2 separate regions of the Homo sapiens genome follow, and region 1 is linked to region 2. Evidence: chromatin loops called from intact Hi-C (ENCODE). Cell type or tissue: OCI-LY7. All regions are shown on one strand. Each heading gives the region's core, and the rest is flanking DNA. Links, peaks and the distances in the headings are about the cores only. Region 1 overlaps SPATA9 (spermatogenesis associated 9). Region 2 holds the start of LOC124901034 (a long non-coding RNA gene).

What was found. Peaks named below come from ENCODE experiments on the same cell type or tissue, not always from the same donor. Only the 100,000 strongest peaks of a DNase experiment are listed, where the experiment ranks them.
Region 1: it touches region 2 in a loop (2.9-fold over the local background); 5 of 110 quality-filtered maps call a loop at or near these places.

What each region holds. Positions count from the first base shown.
Region 1 is chr5:95,657,996-95,670,522 of GRCh38, reverse strand. It overlaps SPATA9 (spermatogenesis associated 9), which reads left to right. Exons shown (of 5, transcript NM_031952.4): 4 at 6,475-6,570; 5 at 11,610-12,208. The coding sequence ends at 11,900. It overlaps RFESD (Rieske Fe-S domain containing), which reads right to left. Exons shown (of 6, transcript NM_001131066.2): 6 at 12,441-12,527. It overlaps LOC105379090 (a long non-coding RNA gene), which reads right to left and starts at 177. Exons shown (of 2, transcript XR_948588.3): 1 at 18-177. In OCI-LY7, for the core only: CTCF peaks have their summits at 6,011 and 6,214; a DNase peak (open chromatin) is centred at 6,202.
Region 2 is chr5:96,331,654-96,344,180 of GRCh38, reverse strand. All of the region lies in intron 3 of LOC101929710 (a long non-coding RNA gene), which reads right to left. It overlaps LOC107986365 (a long non-coding RNA gene), which reads right to left. Exons shown (of 2, transcript XR_001742457.1): 2 at 1-666. It overlaps LOC124901034 (a long non-coding RNA gene), which reads left to right and starts at 10,415. Exons shown (of 2, transcript XR_007058881.1): 1 at 10,415-10,688. It also overlaps a transcript of CAST not described here. In OCI-LY7, for the core only: CTCF peaks have their summits at 7,391 and 7,598 (motif pointing right); a DNase peak (open chromatin) is centred at 7,600.

The DNA of each region.
Region 1 (12,527 bases), core at 2,038-10,037, 670 kb after region 2:
TGGCCTGGTTAACTTACCTGAAGGTGTCTTTCAAATATCTTCTGGATGTGTTCTGTCTGGTCACTGTTTTGTGGATGACAAATGATGAAAAAATGCATTTGTAGCTGGAGCACCTTAAATAGCTCTACCAAAACTCTCTATTATATGGCTGAGAATACCAGTGAGGCAGGTGACTTCCTTTGGAAACAAAGAAATAGAGGAACATTTTCATTAGGACACAAACAATAACTAGAATAGTGTTTCAGCTCTTCGACATGGGGAGCTCTGAAATGCAGCATCCATTAATGTTCTTCTCAAGGTGAAGAATGGACACTGGCTCAGGAGCTCCCTCTGCCATCCACCCGGGCCTTTCTGATTGGATGTTCAGCTCTAGAGCATGCTTAATATGTCATAGCGTATTGAAATGTTGTGCCAAATAGAAGCCTCCCAAAGACCCAACCGGCAGGAATGGCCTAAAGCGATTCTAATGGCCTGAGACATGTGCACAGATGGTTGGGGTCAAGCCTTTCCAGCTTGCCACCTTGTTAGAAGAGGGTTCTTTTGTACTTGGCTCTATGGATGCTGAATAAAATTATTCCTCAAACCCCTCCAGGTTCTGCAGGAATGAGACTGCAGTGATAGAATTGTGGCTAGTTCTATAAAAAGCCTCAGGAATGGAAAACTCTTAGTAGAGAATTTCCTGGTAGTTTTCAACATCTCCAGTGCCAGTATTTACAGAATGGTGCATCTGCTTAGCCTTGTGAGTTGCCTGCCTGAGTTGAGTCCGCAGCTGCTCTAGGCTGCAGTGACCTAGATAATCGCCTTGAATGCTGACTTCAGCCAAGACACGTCAGCTCCCAGACATCATTGTTGATTCTGGCAGGCCAATGCAGAGCCACAGGACCAAGAGCTCTTCCTGTGATAGACTCATCCCTATAATGGCATTAGAGTTGACTGTTTTTACTTTGTATGCATACTGCGGCATGGTATAGAATAAGATAGGGACCAAAGTGAAGAAAATCCTCAGCGTTTACAATGCCTGGGCTGTAAGGTGGATCCCAGTGAACTCGTGTTCTTTTTTCAGGATAAGGATCAGAAACTTACCTATGTAAAGTTTCTTCCTTACCCCACCCTCTAAGTTAGACTCCAATTTGGGGTTTAAACTATAAACCTCATAAATATCAGGAAGTTCTGTAGGTCCCACATGGGCCTGCCATGAGGCTAACTTGGCTGGTATAATCTAGACCCGGGGAAAGAGGATATTTCCTAGATAGAACTCCTGGGCTCTTGAAGACATACAGTACTCCTCCACGTTGGCAAAGGGATTAGGACATTTGAGCCTTTACAGGACCACCGGATTAAAAGCTTGTTTAAGAACAATGTTCTACAGAATGTTAACACTGGGGTTAATAAAGTCAGGTAGCTTTCTTTAAAGTCAGGAGTCTTTCCTGTATTCAAAGGTGTTGTGAGTTGCTAAGTAAAGACACATTTGTGCAGCTTTTCCAAACTTAACAGGAATACTTTATTTCCTGGACCTCTCTATAAGTAGCAGTCAGTGTTTCCTGCAACATTTGTCTGAGAGTTAGAACTTCCCCTATGACTCCCCTTGTAACTCTCGTCAGGGTGGTTTTGGACAATGTAAACTACATGGGGCCTGGTAATTCTCCAACCTTCAGGTCATGTATAAGTGAATCTTTACTGCTCACTGTTGGGTTTTTTGTGTGATTTATCTCAATAGTGAAAATAAGATGAACACACATACTTCTTTTATGAGATAAGGCAGTCAAAATTCTGTGGAAAAAGTTGAATTAAAGGTTCAAAATGTTTTTACTGCTCAAATATCCATATATTTTACATGTTTTACATAACCAAATTTAAAAAGAAATATATGAACATAACATTGATACCAAGACATTTTTTAACTCAAATATGCACATAAAGTGAAATTAATATAACAAGGTTGAGATAAAAATTTTGAAATAGGCCAAGATCATCTAAAGACTGCCACTTACCAAATTTCTCCTGTTTTTTCTCTTAGCTTTTACCATACACTATTTCTGCTCAAAGCAAGACAAAAATGAAACAGCATGGTTTATAATATGAAAAACATGTTTTTTAAGTGAATCATAAAGTTGAAAAATGGCTACTTGCCAGGAGCCACATATATTTTGGAGGAAATATATTTTCTTGTTACAGGAATAAAAAGTAATTATTAAAAGCATTAAAATATTTAAATATGACCCTTAAACAATATAAAGATTAATTATTCAGAAGCATACCATATATCAAGTACATAATTTATTTTGAAACTAATCAGCTTTAATTACTTTTAGGTGAAGGACAAAACCTGAGAAAGAAAGATGTAATAAAACAGAAAGAGTAATTTCTCATGTAGACACCCGTACTAGTCCATTCTTGCACTTCTATAAAGAAATACCTGAGTCTGGGTAATTTATAAAGAAAAGAGGTTTAATTGGCTCATGGTTCTGTAGGCTGTATAGGAAGCATGGCAGCATCAGCTTCTGGGGAGGCCTCAGGGAACTTACAATCAAGGTGGAAGGCAAAGGGGAAACCAGCACTTCACATGGCTGGAACAGGAGGAAGAGAGAGAGGTGGGAGAGGCCATACACTTTTATACAACTAGATATCATGAGAATTCACTATCCTGAAGACAGCACCAAGGGGGGATGGTGTTAAACCATGAGAAACTGCCCCCATGATCCAATGACCTCCCACCAGACCCACCTCCAGTATTTGGGATTACCTTTCAACATGAGATTTGGTGGGGACACAGATCCAACCCATACAACACAACTTTTATTTTTATTGTATATGGCCTACCAATGATTGAACATGGACCTCCCACTGTGAATTCATATATTCACAAGCTTAAGAACCTTTTCACTCTGCTAGGAGGTATATCTGCTTTTCTTCCTCCTAGAGAGTCTGCTCTCTACTTGTATATTTGTCTCCGTGTAGCCTAAAAGTGGGATTCAAAGGCATGCTATCAATTTGATTCTTTCTAGAGAGAAAAAGCAGCAGCTGCTTCATTTCCTGGAAACTCTTTCCAGAAGCCAGGAATTCTGGGAAATGCTGCAGGTGACCTATGGAGGGAGTGGGCAGAAACTTTCCCTACCTATCCCTACATCTAGGAGTTAGTACGGCCCGAAGAGAAAGGAGGAAGAAAGAAAACAGCCTTTCCCCAACCCCCAGCACCCCCACCCCCCCACTCTTAGCTACTAGGCTAGATCCTATTCTTGGTTTCCTTGTTCTGTAAATCACTTAAGAGGGAAGAAGGAAATTGCAGTGGGCATTTTTGTTCTGCATTCAGTAGTGGCAGCACTAAGCGAACACTGAGCATACTAGAACAGGATGTACACATATTTTAATAATTTCATTTACAAAATACCATATGTACTTTCAACCTAACATAGAAAATATAGAAAACAAGAAAGAATTTAATTTCTCTGAACCTGTGTTCTTATTTCATAGGTTTGTTAGAGGATAAAATGAGAGAATGCAAGGAAAGCCAGTAGAATAGAACCTAGCATGTAATGAGTGTTCTACAAATGTTAACTATACAAAGCCACATAACTAAATCATAACAGCAATTAAACTTTTGGTGCATTTCTGTCCAAACTTCTTTCTATGCAATGTTAATTGTGTTTAATCATAAAAACATGGGATGTAGAATTTTTAAGCTTTATACTGAAGTATACAGAATAGTGCACAAATTAAGTGTATAGCTCCATAAATTTTCATAGATTGAACACATCTTGGTAAGCAGCACTCAAGAAATCTCATGATGCTGCTGCCTTACAGTCACTAATTCTCACCCTTGCTAGGATAATTGTTTCCTTTTCTTCCAACAGCATAGTTTGGCTTGTTTTTGTATGTTATATAAATGGAATCAATCATACTTGTTATGCTTACTATTTTGAACCTTGATCTTTCTCTATTATTATTACTATTATTAATATTCCCTCTCTAATAAGGGACTATTAATGTCCCTTAATACTACCCATGCACAGACATTTTACTAAAAATTTTACAAGCATTTTCTTATTTTTACAGCAAATCTATGAGATAAACATTAGCTATTATTCTCAATTTGGAGATGAGGGAAACAAAGCTTAGAGGAAAGAATTAATTTGTCCAAGATTTCATTACTCAAGAACTCTGGGGCTAGAAATTAACTACATCTATTTACTCCAGAGTCCATCCCTGTAATGCAGTCCTTTACCACTCTTCATGAGCAGTAGTGTATCCCAAGGCAGCGTAGCTTAATGATCAGGTTAACAACTTGGGCCCTGGAGTACTATTTCCAGTTTAAACCTCACTTTGCTACTTATCAGCTATATTACCAGGGGCAAGTTGCCTACTTTTCTTTTTTCTGCTTTCCAGTTGTGGAATGAGGATAATAATAATACCAACTTCATAGGATTGTTTTAAGAATTAAATGTGAATACTTATAAAGTACATTGAACAGGACCTGGTAGACAGTGCCATGTAAGTGTTCGTTCAACAAAAAGTTATCACGTGTTCTTCAGAAGTACCTTTTATTTATTTATTTTGAGATGGAGTTTTGCTCTTGTTGCCCAGGCTGGAGTGCAATGGCATGATTTCAGCTCACTGCAACCTCTGCCTCCCAGATTCAAGCGATTGTCCTGCCTCAGCCTCCCAAGTAGCTGGGATTACAGGCATGCGCCACCAGGCCTGGCTAATTTTTGTATTTTTAGTAGAGATGGGGTTTCACCATGTTGATCAGGCTGGTCTCCTGACCTCAGGTGATCCACCTGCCTTGGTCTCCCAAAGGGCTGGGATTACAGGTGTGAGCCACTGTGTCCGGCCCAGAAATACCTTTTAAAAGGCTGCATACTATTCACAATAGCCTGGATATAGAATCAACCTACGTGTCCAACCACAGGTGAATGGATAAAGAAAATGTGGTTTATATACACAATTGAATACTATTTAACCATTAAAAAGAATTCTGTCATTTGTGATGGCAAGGATGAATCTGGAGATCACATTAAATGAAATAAGCCAGGCACAGAAAGACAAGTACCACATGATCTCACCCACACGTGAAATTTTAACAACTACAACAACAAAAAGTTGGTACATAGAAGCAGAGAGGAGAACAGTGGTTACCAGAGACTAGGTAGGGAAAGGGGAAAAGGGAAGGATGGTGAGAGGTTGTTAAATGGGTACAAAATTACAATTAGATAGGCAGAATAAATTCTGGTGTTCTACTGCGCAGTAGGGTGACTACGGTTAACAGTAAAATATTATGTATTACAAAATAGCTAGAAGAGAGGATCTTTTAATGTTCTCACCACAAAGAAATGATAAATGCACAATGTGATACAGATGCTAACTACCCTGATTGGATCATTATATAACATAGACTTCTATGGGAACATCAAATTGTACTCCTTAAATATGTACCATTACAATGTGTCAATTAAAAATACATAAAAGGTTTGAAAAAATAAAAAGATTGCATAATATACCACTGAGTGGATATAACATAATTTTCCTAACTATTCTGGAATCATTGTTTTAGTTTTTTCAATGTTATAACTCTTTAATCAACGATCATTGTTTTAGTTTTTTCAATGTTATAACTCTTTAATGAACGTTGTCTAATGAACATTATGTGCATGTTTTTACCATGCATTTATATGATTTTATCAGCTACAGCCTGTACCTTTTGGAAGTTCATCGAAGCCATTAAGTTGCTTGGCTCTTACTTCAGAGGAGCCTGGCTAACTGTCACTTCACTGCTGAATGGAAAGGGAATGTATTTCCTAAAGTCCTCATTTCATACCCTGCTCAAGGCAACAAAGGTGGCCCATGAGACAGTATAACTAAGTATGTTAAGCTGATATGTTTCAGGCCGGTACACCTACTGCCAGAAACTAGAAACACAGGAGAGGCAACTTCATTATTGGTGTTAAACTTCTCTGTGTTTCATAAGAGCCTGTTGCATATGAGCACAGAACATTTTCTGAAGCTTAATGATCATCTAAGGTTAATGCTCGCCTTCAGCAGTCTCATGATTAACATTTCCAAGCAGGTCATTAATCTCTAGGAAAAGCTTATTATTTTGATTGCTGTTTACTTAATTGAGGTTGTGAATAATTAGTAAAGAATGATTACATGAATTTTAACAAAGGAAAGACTGTTTTTCTAATATGCACAGCAGCACCTCCTAGTGTGCACAGTTGGTAATTGGCAAAAATTAGTCATTTAGATCGCAGAAATGCAAGATTTTTATAGATTTGTCACAGGTTTTGATTAGCACAAGAAACTGTCTTCTTGTTAAAAAAGGAAAAATAATTTTCACAATGTGAAAAAGCCCAGATAGCTCTAAAGTAGATGACTTTCTTTAGAAAAAAATAAATTCTCATTTTACAGTAACATTGTACAATATGACATTGAAACACTGAAAATGTTTGTTTATTAAGAAAATCTTTTCTGTTTTTGCAGGTCAGAAAGGGTTCTTTGTTTGAAATCATCTCCTTTCCAGCAAAGACTGCTTTAACTAGCATAATATATGCTTCATATGCAGCACTAATTTATTTGGTAAGTTAAGAAAATTATTAGAATCTAGAAATAAATCTACTTATTTTGTGTAATGTTAATAATACTGTGCAATAGTATACTGTACAATATTTAATGTTACCATTCACAGTCTCGTTACACAAAACAATTTTATATTAAAAATTTCCTTTTCTGATGAGCCAGGTCAATCCACCAAAACCCAGTTTGCTTAAATAACTAAAATTTTATTTTCATAAAGTTTATTACCACTTGAATATTTTTGGTCAAGAATTTTTAGTTTTACTGTTATTTAGCTACAGTTGTTTTTTTCAGCCATTGTACCATGGTTGGCTAAAGTTCAGTATTCTAACATTTGGGGTTTCTCACTTTGGGGAACGCAGGTATTAGTGTATTTTGGATTACAAGTGCTGTGCATGAGAAAAATATAAAAGATTTTTTAATTATAAGGGTTTTATTTTCTATTAATAGCCACTTAAAAAAACTGTAACACACAAAAAGGAAAGTGTACAGCTTAATGAATTATCACAAAATCTATTAAGCTCTATACTACCCAGGTCAAGAAACAAAACATTACCATAATTCCAGAAGCCTCTTTCTTGCCCCTCACAATCACTACCCTTTCCTATACAGGATATCACTATTTTGACTTGTAATACTACTGATAGTTTGACTGCTTGAATTCTATATAAATAAAGTCATATAGTATGTATTCTTTTGTGTTTGTCTTTTGCCCAACACTGTTTTAAGATCATTCACTGCCTGTAGCAGTAGTTTGTTCATTTTCACTGCTGTGTAGTATTCAACTGATTGACTGTATCAACATTTATTTATCCATTCTACTGCTGATGGACATTTGGATTATTTCATTTTGGCTACTATGAATAAGGTTGCTATAAATATTCCTGTACATATCTTTTGGTGAAACTGCTAGGCCATAAGGTATGCATGTGCTGATACCTAGTAGATATTGCCAAAGAGTTTTCTAAAATGGTTTTTTAACAATTAACACAAATCTCAGTTTTAAGTCCAAGTTGCTCCACATCATTACTGACAGTATTGTCAATCTTTTCCATTTTAGCCATTTTTGTGGGCATGTAGTATAATCACATTGTGGTTTTAATTTGCATCACATTGTGGTTTTAATTTGCATCTCCTTGGCTATTAATGAGATTGAGTACCTCTGCATATATTAGTTGGACATTTGGATATCCTCTTTGTTAATTTCTGTTAAAATCTCTTCTTGCTTTTCTATTGAGAGATGTCTTTCTTAAAACAATTTTTGATTTTTACTTTAAAAAACATATTCTAGGAGCCTGTCCTTTTTTGATTATATATGGACAAATTTCTTCTCTTACTCCGTGACTTGCCTTTTCATTCTTTTAATAATGTCTTTTAAGGAAGAAATTCTTAGCCAGGCATGGTGGTGTGTGCCTATAATCCCTGCTACTCAGGAGGCTGACGGGGGAGGCTGAAGCAGGAGGATACCTTGAGCCCAGGAGTTTGAGACCAGCTTGGGCAAAATAGTGAGATCCAGTCTTAAAATAAATAAAAGCATATCATAATTTTAATGTCATCCAATTTATTAATCTTTTCCTTTATCTTACGTGCTTTCTGTGTCAAAGAGAATCTTGACTTACACCTAAGGTCATGAAAATATTCTCCTGTTGTATTCTAGAAGCTTTGTTAGTTTACCTTTCACGTTTAGATTTATAATCCATCTGGAACTAATATGAGGTAAGAGTCAAATTTTTCCCCATGAGTATCCAATTAATCTATTTTTTCTTTAAAAAAAGCCCTTTTTCTATTGTCCTAGAATACTCTTTTTTGCATAAATCAAGTGTCCTTTATGTGTAGGTCTGTTTATGGATTCTCTGTTCTATTCAGTTGGTCTATTTGTCTATTCTTGTACCAATTGAGCACTGTATTAATTACAGGAGCTTTATATCTTAATAACTGGGAGAATAAGTCCTCTTTCCGGTTCATGAATATAATATATCCTTCTACTTATTTTGATATTCTTTAATTTCTTTTAATCATTTTTATGTTTTTTTGTTAGCATTCTTACACATTTGTTAATATATCAAAACATACAAGAAGTCCCAATTAAGAGCCAAGCAGGTGTGTGCATGTGTGTGTGTATGTGTGTGTATGTAAGTTGACTAGATAGTTCTAAAATATATAGGGAAGTGCATAGGGTCAAGAATAGCTAAATATCCTTGAAAAAAGGTAGAACTTACTTTTAAACATATTAATTCAGTTTTTTAAAAACTAAATTTATCAACTATTTTGCCACTGTTTTAAATTTTCAAGAAGTGCTCAATATTTTAAATGTGAATCTTATACAAAATTGGCATTCAACTAAGCTAGGATGTAAATACATTGCACAAAATGAACAGGATGACATGTCTATGGGGAAATAAAAACTAGACTAACACAAAAATTAGATTTCAATTTCTCAAAGGCTGTTGAAATCATCTCACACAATTTATCACGCCATGAACTTTATAAGCAGGTAATAGAAACAAATTTTTGGTGATCTGATAATTGGTCATATATGTATCTAAGGCCTGGGAGAGGTCAGGTTACAATTTTGGTTTTGAAAGCAATATATATGTTAGATGTTAATGTCCTACGAGTGGAACCATATCAAGAGAAAAGACAGGTAAGTCAACAGAAATATGAAGAACAGCAATATTTAAGTGAGCTAAAAAAGAATCCATTTGGGAGACAAGAAGCAACAATCAGAAAGGCAGAAAGAAAATCAGGAGAAATAGTGCCAAGGAAATAGACTCAGGATGTTGTGAGTAGTTAAGTGTCAAATACAAGCAGAAAAAGTCAAGTAAAATGAAGATTTGAAGTGTCCATTAGATATAGTAGTAAAGATGTCAAGGTTAACCATCTCAAAAATGATTTCAGCGGCATAACTGGATAAGGAAGACAGAAATAAGCAGGTTTCAGAGTGAACAGAAGGTAATAACGTGGAAACAGACTCTGGTTTGACTAAGAAGACAGAGTGTGTAGCAGTCAATAGAGAAGCAGATTCCCAGAGATTTTTAATTTTTAAATATTAGGATGGAAGATACTCAAGTATGTTATAAATTGCAGGGGAAGATCCAGTCAAGAGTAAAGAGGCTGAAGAGACAAGGAATAATTGATAGAGAAGATGGTAGGATGTAGGTTAAAAACAAAGATAGAAGGATACTGACCTTGATCAAGACCGTTCATTCCTGAGACTGGGAAAAAGGTGGTTAGAATGTGCACAAATATAATTTTTTGTTGGTGAGGGAGGAGAGAATGTTTCAAATAGGATAGAACTTTCCAACCTTTTTTGCAACATGAATTCACAGAGAATGATCATATTTTGGATAAATGGATGAGGCTGTTTACAGCTAAAGGTCATGACTTTAAAGGTTTCTAGTGCTGGGTCTGGATACATAAAAGTGCAAGTAACAAAGGATATCTGAATGACAGTATCTTAATCGATAAAGATACTTAAATATCTTAATTATAAGTTGGGAGTTAGGCAATTCCCAGGTTTGTACAATTAGGTCCAACATGTTATCAAAGCCCAGGTCTGAATGTCCGTGCTTCCCCCAAATTCTTATGTTAAAATCTAATCCCAAGGTGGTGGTATTAGCAAGTGGGGCCTTTGGGAAGTGATTAGGTAATGAGAGCAGAGTCCTCATGAATGGGATTAGTGCCCTTAGAAATGAGGCCTGAGACAGCTGCCTTGTTTCTTCCACCATATGAGGACATAGATAGAAGGTACCATCTATGAAACAGAAAACCAGCCCTCACCAGACCCTGAATCTGCCAGTGCCTTGATCTCGGATTTCCCACTCTCCAGAACTGTGAGAAATAAATTTCTATTGTTTGTAAGCTACTCAGTTCATGGTATTTTGTTACAGCAGCCCTAAAAGCCTAAGACAACAGGGTCTTTCCCTCTTTTTCTTCTAAAAACTTTTTAGTCCTTAGGTTTGTTGCCTCATGATCAAGCATCACAATACTATCAGTGTTCAAAGAAGGAAGAGGGAGATAGGTAGAGGGAAAAGACAGTCTATATAGGAGGAAAAACTTTTCCAAAAATCCTTTCTGAGTTCCATCCCAGCAGACATATCATTTTATTTCATTAGTTACAGGGTAGCTAATGAACTAACTGCAGGGAAGTGAGGGAAAGTGTCTTGTGTTCCTCAATTCTATAGCAAGAGGCAGGCAAGAAGGAGGCAGGAGGCAGGAGGGCAAGAGGAAGTTGAGGCTGTTCAAGCCTGAGGACCTCAATCCTTTTGCTGTTACCTCTTTCGGAAAACCTTCTAAGTGTTTATAATCTTTTATATTACCTTGAGGCATTTCTTCGGTGAAATAAACTGGTTTAAGTCTTCTCATATTTCATGAATTTTCCGTTCTCACCGCGTGCCTTGAATACTCAGCATCATCATCATCTTCATCATTAGTAAACTTACAGAGTAAGTTTAATTAATGCAGTCCTTAGTGGTTCTGAATTTCTGAAGTTATTTTTCTCTGTTTTATTTTTGACACTCCTCTCCTTAAAGTACTGAGTGGCATATTTGGAGGGGACAGTGGATCACATATTTGCTCAGAAACCACTGATAGTAGCTTACTAAATTCTTACTGATATGTTGATGTCCTTTCATTGCACATGTAAGTATAAGCAAAGTCTAGGGGGAAGAAAATTAAAACAAAAAAACTACTTTGAGAAAAACCATGTTTGAGGACAAATTCCATCTCTCAGAAAATGTTTCATTTAATTACATCAAGAGAATAAAGATGTAAAACAGCTAATGAATTGGGGGGAAAAGATGTAAAACATATATTTATTGAAGCATACTAGGTTTTAAATTGCTCTCTAGATTGTAATGTATTATTTAGAACAATCTCCCAATGCTTATTATATTATGTACCTGAAGGTCCTGAAAAGAAGTGTTTTTTATTAGATTATGTAGATTAAATGACTTTATGTGGAACACTATATTGTATGTTTTTAATCTGTGGTTAGTAGCTTAAAAAGAAACTTCACTTTACAAACTCTTTTTATTGTATAGGCAGTCTGTGTTAATGCTGTGCTGAAGAAGGTAAAGAACATCTTCCAGGAAGAAGAATCCATAAGGCAAAACAGAGAGGAGAGTGAAAATTGTAGAAAAGCCTTTTCTGAGCCTGTGCTTTCGGAGCCTATGTTTGCTGAAGGTGAAATCAAAGCAAAACCTTATAGGTCATTGCCGGAGAAGCCAGACATTTCAGATTACCCCAAGCTTCTTGCTAATAAGCAGAGTAATAACATCCAAGTTTTACATTCTGTGTTTGACCAATCAGCTGAAATGAATGAGCAAATCTGAATACAGGTATCACTGAACAGAACTTAAGAGTTATCTATTTAATGGCACATTTCATCTGACAAAACTCAGAGTCTAGTTTACATATTCTGAATTGCTCTGCTTTCTTAAAAAAAAGAGAAGGGGGCTACTATTAAAATGTCATTTTCTAGTATTTACATGATAGAGTAAATAAAATGAATATTGATGTGGAATATATGTACTGACTACATACTTTTAATGAACAAGAAAATCCATCCTCTGGTAGGTTAGACTTTACACTGTGGTTTATAATATAAGCATATTTATAATACATTAATGTTTTTATTAAAGACTTGTTTTGAGTGTCTAATTCTTTACTTGGGAGGAAAAAAAGCCCCATCAAGATGGTGCATATCAAAATAAAAGAATATTTATTTTTTATATGCAGACTGGAGAGTTTGAGTCTGCCTATTATTATTTTGTAAATCACTTGCAAAGTTATGAAGGATTTGCAATTCACAGATGTCATAAATTTATAAAACAAAATATTACTTACCAATGTGATGAGAAGATTTCTGTATATGAAGACAGTACATGATATGATTTTTATTTCTAGATTTAGAGATACAAATTTAGAATGAAAAATCAAGTGCACACTACTCATTATTG
Region 2 (12,527 bases), core at 2,872-10,871:
TTGCGGTACTAGCCTTTGATATTGTCCCTTGGCCAGTCTTCCTACACACCCAAAATGTAGATTTGACATAAAGCTGCCAGCCTGACAAAGGCAGGACTATTAGTTCTATCAAGGTCACAAGGGTAAGTGTAAAATTACATTCAAGTAGGGGTTACGATCCAATTCCTTCAGTCATTAATTCATTCAACAATTATGTATTAAACATTGGTTTATCTAGACCCTACGATGAATAAACAAAGATGCTTGCCTTCAAGGAGCTCATCTTCCAGCTGAAGGAGACTGATGGTAAATTTAGAGTTAATTAGTGAATCATATAGTGCAGTAGAGCAGGATAAAGTAGATCAGCAGGAAGAGGTATACAATTTTAAATACAGTGTTTGATCAAATTGAAGACATCAACATTTGTAAATCACACCATTATTTTCTGGACCAGTAAGAAAAATAATGCCAATTAAATTGTGCTGCAATGCCTAAAATGGTAGTTCTGTGGCTTTGAAATGCATTTCATAAATCAGCAGGGATCTGGCAATTTCTTCTGCTTTCAGTTGCAATGCTTAGGAAGTTAAAGGCAATCCTTTGTGTGTTTCTCAGTAGCAAAATGAAACTCAGCTTCTTCTCCTTACAGGTAGCCTCCTTAGGCAAGCCCTGTAAAGCACATAGCTGTTGCTTTCAAAGGCAATGTAGAAATGAAAAAAGAAAAGCATGTTAATATTAACATCATTATTTTCAAACTAAACTCCTCTCAACCCCCTAAAAAGGTAGCAAGCACCTTAATTTCAGAAAATAGAACAGAACTTTAAACTGAAAACATTTAACATCATTTTATTAAAAAATCAATAAGTTGTCCTACTTTCTCATTTTCCTATCTTTGGTTAAAGAATTTATTTTGGCTAGGTGCCAGTATTGTGAGATCCATTTGGAAAATTGCAATCTACAGCTGAGGTCTTTAAATTTTTATCTTGTGTACCCCCTAAAAGAATTTTTAAAATCTGTAAATGTGTTTTTTTTTAGTGAGGTTAAAGATTTTCATCATCATTTTAACAATTGCAAACTATGTATGAGTGCATTGTACATGTTGCTATTTTAAAATAAAACTGTTAATAGCTCTTTTTAAAAATATGAAATTGTGATCATTCTTCTAGAAACAAAATATTTCCTTCAATACCAAATGTAAGCTTCATTGCCCTATTCCCACACCTTTCTTCATACACAATAACTTTTTGTCTCAATGCTCAATTACAGTATCATAATTTTAAAGACATTTTAAATGGCAATGGAATCAACTTATGCGGTACCAAAAATGCACATAACTCAGTGAAGCAATGATACTATGAACAAGTACAACAGGATTCCCGTAGGCTCAGGGCGTTTGTGGCATGATTGTGAAACACATCCCATTTTCAGAGATGTGCAAATGTGGGAAATAAAGAATTGAGGAGATATGGCTGGGTGATCTCAATGAGAAGGAGTCATACGGCTAGCTATGAGGGAAGAACCAATCTATGCTAGCTTGCAAGAAAAAGAGAATTCAATTCAATCTTATGTATGGGACTAGCTGCCTTTCCATTTTATAATTAGGGTCTGTCCTTTGACAAGTCTCCAAATAGACCTGAAATATGGACCTGGCTTAAAGGCAGGTAGGCAGAAGCCAGGCAGCAATGCGTCTTCTAAGGACAGTGGTTCTCCAAGAGTGGCTTCCAGATCAGCAGCCCCAGCCTCACCTGAGCACTTGTTCAAAATGTAAATTCTCAGGCCCCAATCCAGCCCCGCTGCATTGGAAAATATGGGGGTGGGCCCAGCACTCTGTTTTAACAATCCCCAGCTGGTTTCCATATGTGCTAAAAGTTGGGGAACCACTGCCTCAAAAACACCCCCAACCAACAATGAAAAAGCAGATGAGTTAAGTTTTTCTGTTTATTTCCTTTTTATTATCCTATTTGTCTATGAAGTCATATTTAAACTTCCAGGCTCTTCCCATGTGTCCTCAGAGGAATTAAGGAAGGAGGCCTGTGTTTGCTTGAGCCAGAATGTCCAGGAGGGCACACCTGGAGGGCATCATGGTGGTGGTGGCGGCAGCCACTCTATATTAGTGAGAATTAGTGAGGAAGAAGAATCTTGGGGAATACAGCCTTGGATTCAGTTTGGTCTCACATTGAGGACTGTACATTACCACCATCACTTGTTAAACTTAGGGGATTTGAGTTGATTTTATCAAGGAATTTTTTTCTAAGGTAAAGGTAATTTTTGGTTGGGAGAAGCTATTAAATCCACGAAATCATATTGTGAGAAAGTTCTTTTCAACTTCCCTGTACTCATCATACTGTCTAGAGAAAGTCTCCATTTAGTGTATTCAACATATCTTTAACACTTAACATAAGGAGAAAAAGATTTAGGCTCAGTGCCGTGGTAGGTTCATGTTCCTAGCTAGAATTCAATAATATTTTATTGTTTTTACCATTACTTCTCTTCCTGGATATCATTTATTATGACAGAGGATACTGGTTTTCCACTTGAAGTCATTATCTGAAAGTTTAATCTAAAGAAAGTTTATTTAAGTAAAACAAGCACCATTTGAAAGAAAAACACCCAGAAAGGGATAATAGAGGTGGTTTAAGGATACAGTATGTAAATGGGAACCACTATATTAAGAAGACTGTGGGTTGTTATCCTGGCACTTACACTAATGAGACTTCAAATTCAAAAAGAAAATTGTTATTTCGAATTTGACCTTCAGGCTGGCTTTCAGGTTTCAAACATAGTATCTTGAGCCTTAGTGAGTTATACACTGATTTGTAAAAAACAAAACAACAAACCAAAACCAAGCAGGGTGGAGGGGTGGGGTGGAGGGTGGGGGGATGGGAGTGGGCAGGAATGAAAGGAGATTGTGATCAAGATTTCTAGAGTAACATTTTTTAAGATGAAAACTTGAATTAAATGTATGGTAAGTGATACTTTCTAATGACAAGGGGACAAATAAGAAGACACAACTCTCCATTACTAAGAGCAATTAAAGTGCAAATAATTCCTTCTGAGAATCATGATTATTTACATGCTGGATACAAATTATCCTTCTGCATAGAATCTCACAGGCATTTGGATTTAAGAAAATCTAGTTTTATTAGTCCTAGGATCAGGATTTCTCTACTGAACTATTTCTGTTAACTGTTTTTCTAACTTCATATGCATCTGAAGTATACTCACTGAAGCTTCCTTAGACAAACATAGCAATGGTAGATTTTGACTATGAATTACAGACTATTTCATGTCCATTATCATTCATTTAGTAACGAGCATCATAAGTTCAGTATATAGACTTACAGCTGTAATGTAAGTTAATTTCTAAATGGAAAATAGTCATAGTATATACTGCGTAGAGCTTGGAGCAAATCTTACAGCTTACTGTTTTGGAAGATGTGAAAGTTTCTTGTAAAGTCAAGTAAATGATAATCAAAGTGGGAAGCAACATCCTCCTTTGAAGGGTGATGCTTCAGTGTGAAGAGGTTATAAACTGGGGTAAACAACAACAGCTCTTAGGCAACAAAGGAGGATTTACCTCGATTCTTCTCTGTTGGCCATTGCTCCTACCGGGACCTGGCAGTCAACGGAGTGAACAAACACATCACGAATATTACTGGATTTCAGAGTCTATTAGGAGCCAACAAGCTGATTCAATCCTTACTAAAAACCCACAGTTCCAAAGATTCAAAGCCAAGATCACTGAATTACTAACTCATTAAAAACGGAAATAAAAATTGAATCAGCCAAAGCAACTCAGAACAAAGATGAAAAACAAGTTAACCATGGTGGGGAGGGTAGGGGGAGAGTGGGGGTTGAGGGCAGAAGGGGCGAGCTGCTTTCAGCATCAAGTTCTTTCTACAAAAGGACCTGAGCTGAAATGAAACAGTTTGCCAGAGGCTTCTAGAGATAAAGGTGGACTCCCGCAGAAAATGTTCCAGATCCTGGGAAGACAACAGCGCAAATTAGATAAGAGTGTATCCTTGTTTAATAGTTGGCATTAGATGCTGCAAAATATAACCTTGAGGTAAATAGCAAAGACATGGCTTTCCTTCTTTCTCTTAATACTGACTGCTTAAAAAATTTTGCCCAGTCATTGTTTCCTGTCCGATTACCATAAAGTCTTTCTGTGATGCTTTCCTCATTGAAAGGCCATGAGTTCAGGCAAGACTTTTAAGTGTCTAGGGGTTGAAGATAGGATCCTAACCCACAGAGCTCAAGGCACTTTGTCTCTTTCCACCTATAGCCTGTCTACCTGTCTCTCTCAGGAACCTAGGAGGGATTCTCAGAGGGCCACCCTGGGGAGATAGCCACACTCAGTTTACTAGGTTTACTGTGTTCTCTGCAGCTTTGGGCTCAGAGGGTCAACTACTCGCTCTACCTGCAAATCAAACACAGAAGAGTTCCTGTCCTCAGCAGGACTCACCTTAGCTCTCCTCCAAGGACAAGTGTATCCATAACTGGTATGGATACACTTGCATTTAACAAGGATATTTGTATTATTTGGCTACATGCCTATGACTTCAAGTTTTATGTTAGGTGTCCTTGTCACTTAAACTCTGGGGCTTTGTCCAGATATAACTGTGTTCTTCCAATGAAACAAATTTAGATCTCTTTGCACTTTTGGGTTTTCCCCCAGCTCACTGTGTGATTTTAGCTTAATCACTTAATTCTCCCACTCTTCCATTTCCCATCTATCATGTGCAATGTTATGACCAATAATTAGTGAATGGCAATAACTTGAACTTACAAAAGGCCTTCCTTCCAGGAAACTCACAATACTTCATGAGGGCTAGTTGGTATCCTTCACAAAACCCCAGTGAGAAACGTTTTGCTTTTTATACTGTTTTTCTACTTGGTTCTATTTTTATAGATGCACCAAGAAGATTAAATAAGTTTCTTGGGGTCGTATGTTATCTTGGTGTCACATATTTTCTTGGTAGCATGTTATCAAAAGCCTTTGATGGTGCTCTTCTGGCAATGCTGTTCAAATCAAGTTGCACAGCTAAAGTACTTAGTGTTGGTAACTGGCAACAATCAAAAACTATAATAATCACCCGTAAAGCTGGAGACCTGGCCCCTCATTATGTTAGCACATATTAGGAAATATGTTTTGCTACTTTTTTCTTCCAGTAATGGTTATTATTTCCCAGTCAAATCCAAGTTCTGTTGCTGTTACTGAAATGGAGCAGAGTGCCCATGAGCCAATGCCTGGCAGTGCACTCCAAGCAGCCTCCACTGTCACAACACAAAAAACCAAACCATCTACAGAGCCAGAATGGCACACAGAGGAAGACAGAAACATGAGAAGTAGCCTTGCCAAAGTCCAAAGGTCTGAGCAAGAACACCAGGAGCCAAGTCTCTAGAGCACAAACAACCAGGCAGAAGGGCTCCCAGGAACAGGATGTTCTGCGGCATTTCCAAAAACCCCTGGCCTCTGGGCACGGCATCCAGAGCTCACCAAGCACCCTCTTCCCAGGGGTTCGCTTCCAGAAAGAGAAATATAATATACTTTGGAATGAGCAGCAAGCTATCCACCAAATCACATTTCTACTTATTGAAAAGTGAATCTCTTTAGACTAAATCTCAGAGCAAAGTTGTTTGGGGGGAGAAGTGATGTGATCAACTTTTCCCACTCCAGACTCAGAGTTCAATACTTTCTATTATCTAAATATACCTGTTTAGGCCTTGTGAGTTACCTATATTGTAACCACTACCTACAGAAATTTACAAGTTCTAATAATACCATAAACAAGGATTACAAAGGAAGAAGGAAGGAAAGAATAGGATAATAAATGAAGCAAAGTATGAAGAAAGCAGAAGTAAAACAGCATAAGGCAGCATATAGCATTAAGTCATAAGTCAAAAAACGATGCAGAGTTTTTGAAACTCTCAAGAATATTTGAAACTGAAATTTGAAGTGCATAAATGCATTTGAAATATGAAAGCAGAATAAAAATAGGTTTGTTGTTTTGTTTGTTGAACGTTTCAACCTAACAGAAGATGATGACAGAACTTCTTAATGATTATGGTCTAACAATTGTTGTGTCATAACTTTCAGGAATAAAAACATGGACACTGTTAGTAAAGTCAAGTCTATTTACTCCTTTCATTTCTCATTCCAAAGCTTTCATCCTAGCTGTGCCTCCAGCAAGGAATGCTGGATAGAGTAGGCTAAGACAGAAAAAAAAAATTAAAAGTTTTCCTTAGCTATAGAAACATAAGGAAAAATTTCAAGTACTAATGTTTTATATGTGTTCAAAATGTTAGAGGTATTCTGTTAGGTTCATGTCTTTGCTAATGCCCAGAGGACTTTGTAAAGACAGACAGTAAACTAATGAAGAGAGAAGTAAAACCATTGATTTGATGTCAGAAATCAAGTCCAAAGATGTCCAGATTTGTAATGAAGAAAAAGGTTCAGGTTGCTGGATTCCCAGCACAGCAGTCCAGCTTTGAACTTGGAGGAGGTAGATGCCAAAGAGGACATTAACATTGAACTCCACAGAAGTGAGCATCATAACCATGGTGCACAGATGTGGCTACCTGCATTACAGAAGATCCAGCTGGTGTCCCCAGATCCCTCCAAACATGTGTGGAATCACAGGAATTCAGACGTCTTGTTTCCTAGCTACTGTGTCCTGAGCTTTGCGGCATCTTACTTCCAGTGTTACTACGGACATAAATGGTGTCCTAATATTTTTTCCCTTTCTTCAGTGTACTATGAAGTTCAATGTCAATTGACATAGTACCATAATAAAGTACATAAAATATAATTTTACCTATAATTCTTTAGTATTATATGAGCATACAGAGACCATAGTTGGTTCTTACCATTAAATGAAAGACTTCCTTTTTTTTCTCTCTTGATTGAAAATAGAAAAGGGGAAACCAGGCTAAAAGGGGTTTGGGTCAGAGCTTAATGGCATATTAGGGTGTCTATGGGTGTGTGTGTGTGGTTGTGTGATTCATTTCCACTCTCATGTCAGAAGAGACCCTTGGAATCAGAGTAAGTTTTACTTTGTTTTAGCTCAGTTTCGCTTTCAGGGTTCTATGATATCAGGGTTAAATTCATCCATTTAAATTGCAAGCCCAAATGTTTTCCAAGTGTCTTTTTTTCAAATATGTTTCATCTAACATTGTAAAGATCAAACGTAAACTCCTAGCTTCTGCAAAACAGCTCTTACCCCAGGGTCTTCCATATTAAATATTTACTGAATTAATGAAACTCTTCCCAGTTTTACTCCTAAAACATACTTTCTGGTGATTCACAGTTTTGAAGTGTGATCTTCTACTACTTGATTAACAGACATGAAATCTAAGTCCTCAGATATTAAAGGAAGAACCGGGACTAAAAGTCACATCTCCTGACTCCAAATTGAGTGTTTTGAGGTCCATCACATGCTTTACCCCAAATCTCTATTCCCAAAGTAAATTAAAAATGTGTGACTCAGAATTAGACATCTGGAAAAGCATTTTGGGGACAAAGAACAGTAATAGTAAATGTCTACAGCAAAACCTCACAAGAAACTGCAGAATGCCTTAACACTGTGGGTTTGATGTGCTCCTTCCAATGGGAACCTCTAGAGGGCAGTCCACTCTTCATAACAGACAAGTTCTGCCGGGTTTACAAGAACTCTGGGAGCGAAAAATCTAAAATGTTTGGCATACTTTCTAACAGCTTTCAATCAAACAGGGCACACAAATATCTCAGGCCCAGTCCAATTTTTGGCTGCGTTGGAGAAGAACGCGACTTAACTATGTATTTAGCTATGGGTTTTTTCTCTTTTTCCCTCTCTCCCTAAGCATGAAGGCTCTAATGTTTAATATGAAATGAACTTGAAACTTCCCTTATAATACTAACCTAATACACTGGAGTAAAACATATTTATTGGTAAATGTGCAAGTAAAGAACAGAAAGAGAACAGAAGACTTGCAGAGAACTACTGCCGGTTGAGAGTTGGAGTCAAAATAGGGGGCAGCGGGTGGTAGGAGCTAAGGTTTAAGAGATAGACAAGGGACAGCCCCAGGAAAGGAGGTTGAATTTCCTTGTGTAGATTCAGAATGACTTTAGCAAGAGAAGGACTGGGTCAGATTACTGTTTTGTATATGAATCATTCAGGTAGCTCTGGAGAGAGAATGGAGTGGGCCAGGTCTAGAAACCAGGAAGCCAATTGAGAGACTGTTATATTGGTCCAGTTAAAAGAAGGTGCATTTGAGATAGGGTAGTGGTGGTAGGAGTGGAGTTGAGAGGATGGGTTTGAGAAATGCATAGGAGGGGAAAACATCAGGATGTAATGATCAGTTGGATAAAGGGAGTGAGGAGAAGAAAAAAGTCAAGGCAGACATTTTATAACTTTTGTCACTGGGTAAAGAGAAGGTAACAGAACAAATAGAGGTTTAGGTTGGAGGGAAGTGATACATGTAGCTTTTGAGCAATTGAATCCGAAATGTCTGAAGAGTGCCCAAGAAAAGCTGCCTAGCAGGTGATGGAATTGGTGAGCCTAAAGCTTGGGGGAGAAATTGGAGATGGAGATTGAACTAGACAGTCATTACTATACAGATGGTAGCTGAAATCCTGAGTGTAGAAAAATCCACCCAAGAAGAGTATCAGTAATGAGAAGAGCGGTAGGCTAAAACAGAAAGGTAGGTAACCCCAGCATGTGGGTGGTAGATGGAGGGAGAGGAGACCATGGTTGGGAAAGAACAGAAACAAATGAGGCAAGCTGAGAGAATATAATATGACTATCATAGAGAGTGAGTGGTGCACACAAGCAACATGGCCAAATGCCCCAGAAACATACAGTGAGACAAAGATTGGAAAATGTCCACTGAATTTTCCAGCTACAATATGGGTGGCCTTACCAAAAGCAGAAGCCAGATTGCAGGGGATGCAGAGTGAATGGCACATGAAGTGGTCACACTGAGTATAGGTAACTCTTTAAAGATGTTTGGATGAAATAGAAGAAGAGATAGGACATCACTAAGAGGACATGGGGGTCAAAGGTAGACTTCTTTTTTAATGAATGGGAAGGAGATGAGTAAGCTTGTAGTCTGAAGAGGACATACCCCTGCAAGAGGAAAGGTGGATGTTTCAAGAGGGAGGATGGCTGTGGAACCTGGTCTTGGCATGTGTAACTGGGGTCGGCCTTGAACAAAAGGAGACAATGCATCTTCTGAAATTGGAGGACGATAATGCAGGGTGTGAGTGGAGCTCTGTTCCTAGGCATGGGTGAGGCAAGAAATGGAAGGCGCTCATGCTCATTTGCCTCTATAGCAGGATAATGAATTTAGATATCATTTTTGATATTGCATTTATACTGTAGCAGAGTCTCCAGTGGATGAACAAGTCAGCCCTTGTATTGTGCGCTCCTGATCTTGCCTCCAAGGGTAAGGATCACTTTTGTGCTTCTAGGTGAAAAACGAGTTTCTGGGACACTGAGGTAGCAGCTCCATCCTAGGCTTTTGTTTGAAGTGGTTATTTAATTGGGATTCTGCAAATAGTCACTACTATGCCTACTGTGTGGCTATATTCATACCTGAGGAAGTGGCATTGTAGTTGAAGGAAGTGAGTGACAGGACCGTGGGGGTGACTTTTCTGGAACAGAGAAAGGGGCCAGTGGCAGAAAGTTGTGCAGCAGGCTGAAAACCAGGCCCTTCCAATACAGTTCCCTGAAGATGGCAGAACCTCCGATGGTGTGGCTTATAGATGTGCAGGGTCCTGAGTTTCCCAGTAGTGAGAACCAGGCCACCTCACCCAAGTTGCACTAGGGGTGGAGGTGGGTGGGTGGGCTTAGGAATAGAACCTCCAGCCTTTAAATGGACCTTTCTGGCCCAGCCAATAAACAACTAAGCAGTGACTGTGATAGGCTAGAGAAAAGAGGTCTCTCCTAGAATTTTCTGCACTGAGCAATCCTCCAAGGATGCCTGACTGCCTCTGGAGAGCAGAACCTCCAATAATGACTGCTACTGACCCTTGCCACACTCTGGAGGGAGAATTTCAAACTTGAATTAACAATGAACAACAACAAAACTGTGCTATATGACATTTCTTGCACCTGAGTATTATAAAGAAACTTCAGCCCTAATACAACTCAATTTTCTGAACAAAGTAGGTAGCAAGTTTGCTAATAGTGAGGAGCATATGAAATGGGTGTTGAAGTGAGGGTCTGAGACCCATAAAAATATTTTTAAAATATAGAGTCTTGGACTTACGAACTCAAAGAATGTTGATGTTGGAAGGGACCTGCTGCTTGCTCCAGTTGAAGCTGCACTGTACTCCTTTTGCATGTATTTTTAAAATCAGAATAAATGAAGCTCAGAGAGGCTAAGGGTTGCATGTAACGCCACACAGCTTAGCAGAGCTTCAGCCTGTTCTCTCTCATTTTGCCTTCAGTTGGAACAGACACCCTTTCCAGAGCCTCCCTGAGCAATCACTGTGCTGAGTACACCCCTCGCCCACCAGTATTGCTCCGCACAGAGGCCTCCCCAACTCCAGGTCTCACCACAGAAGCTTGAGCAGTCCAGTTCCCTACCCACAGCTGACCTCCAACAGCAGGAAGAAGGAGCTTCAGCTTTGGACCTGGTCCCTGGCCCCACCTGACTCCAGGAGGCTGCCCAGATCAGAACAGGGAGGATGCTGGTTTCAGTCGGGAAGACCAAGCAAGAAAAAAAAGGTGAGAAGGCTCATGGGGCCCCATTCCTTTCCATTCACTTCACTCACACAGGAGGAAACTGAGGCCTCCCAGCAGGTCAGAGACTTGCCCGGCCACCTAGGGCGTCTAAGTCAACAGGAAAAGGCTGCTCATTCTGGTTTTTCTTTTTCCAAGCCTCTTTTCCAAACATAGAGCTCCTCATCTGACCGTGCAGAAAACAGCAAAAGCCTCCCTGTATTAAAGTCCCACCAGGAACACACTGTACAGGTCACTCTAACTCGGGCACACACTGAGTCCTGGAAGTGCAGACAGAGCCAGAGGAGCCCCAAGCCCCTGCCCCTGTTAACTGGGTCACCGCTTCACACCGAGAAGTGGGAGGGGAAAGGCAACAATTTGCACTTCGTTGATGGGATATTAATGGAATCAGGGAATGGCAAGGAGAGACGCTATAAAAAGACAAGAACTTCTTCCCTTATAAAATTGGCAGCTCAAGCCCCAGGTCCTTAAAGAGAGAAAGGACAAACAACAAGGACCAAGGCAGCAATCAGCACGCTGAGCGATAGTGGCCAAAAGGAAACCACCTGGCTGGAGTCAAAGGTACAGATGGAACCCAAGCCAGGAGACCAATTTGTGTGGAGGAGGGAAAAACAGGGCTGGGCAGAGCCAGAAAAGGCTGTTAGGATACCTTTACAGCAAACTCAAGCCTCAATGGGGTGTATGTGAAGGCGTGGGACAGCTCGGCAGGTCCTTGTGGAGCTGCTAAGGAACCTATGCAGTGTCAGCAGTTTGAAGTGTTAGCCGGACAGTTTTCTTCATTATCCTCCCCCTGACTTGCACCTAGAGATAAAACTACCCCATCATGTCACATTTGTAGACGTCCATGTCGTCGCTCTGTCCTCAAGTTTGGACTCACATCTCAGTTTCTGGGACTTGTAAGAACAGGTATCTCAAAGGAAGGCACAATATTCTGCATGCAACATGATTTTAGACGTACACAACCATTTTTATTTTAATATATTTTTATCATCACCCACTACTTAGGATAAGCAATATTAATTTTATTTATCATTTAAAAATTTACTAAAGTAAAAAAAAAAAGCCGAAATCAATTTAAAGAAAGAAAAGTATTCCAGCAAAATTAATGAAGGTGATACACAACAGCCATAAGTCTGGGAAACGCTGCTCAAGGTACTCCCAAACAAGGGGCAACATTGGCTGCAGAATGAGCTGTGTCTCACCATGAGCCTGAAGGAAAAATACAAGGCTGAAACATGGTCTTATAATAAATGGTGTGAATTCTCCTACCCTCCGTGGCTACCCCTGAGGTTTGTTTTGTTTTGTTTGTTTTGGGAGAAGAAGGCTTTTATTGATCTCTTGTATAAACTTTCCAGATGGGCATATTTGATTTTCCTCTTTTACAACTGGGGGACTCTGAGGCCTCCTTTATCCCAGATCACTTACAGAGCCAGTGATTAGGTGAGCCATGAGGGGCTTCTGGCTCCTAACAAAGTTCTCTTATAGAAGAAGCAGAAAAGTGTCAGGAGTGACTGTTCCACCTTCTGCCAATGACATGTTGACTGTGTGATAAGAAACAAACTTTGGCCCATGAATGATTATATCCCCATCTTTCCTCTCCATATCACTATCATCTAAGGCTGAAAAAGCAAAACCAGTTAGACAAGGATTTAATCCATAGTAATCTCTGCATTGAAAAGCCTTCCAAATCTGTGACATTTCTGTCTATAAACCCACCAGGCAGGGATAGTGCCAGGATAAAGATGAGATTCAGTAAATATGTAATGTTGTCAACAAAATAATCTCCTTAAACTCTGACCTTTGATTCAGCTAGTTACTTGCAGA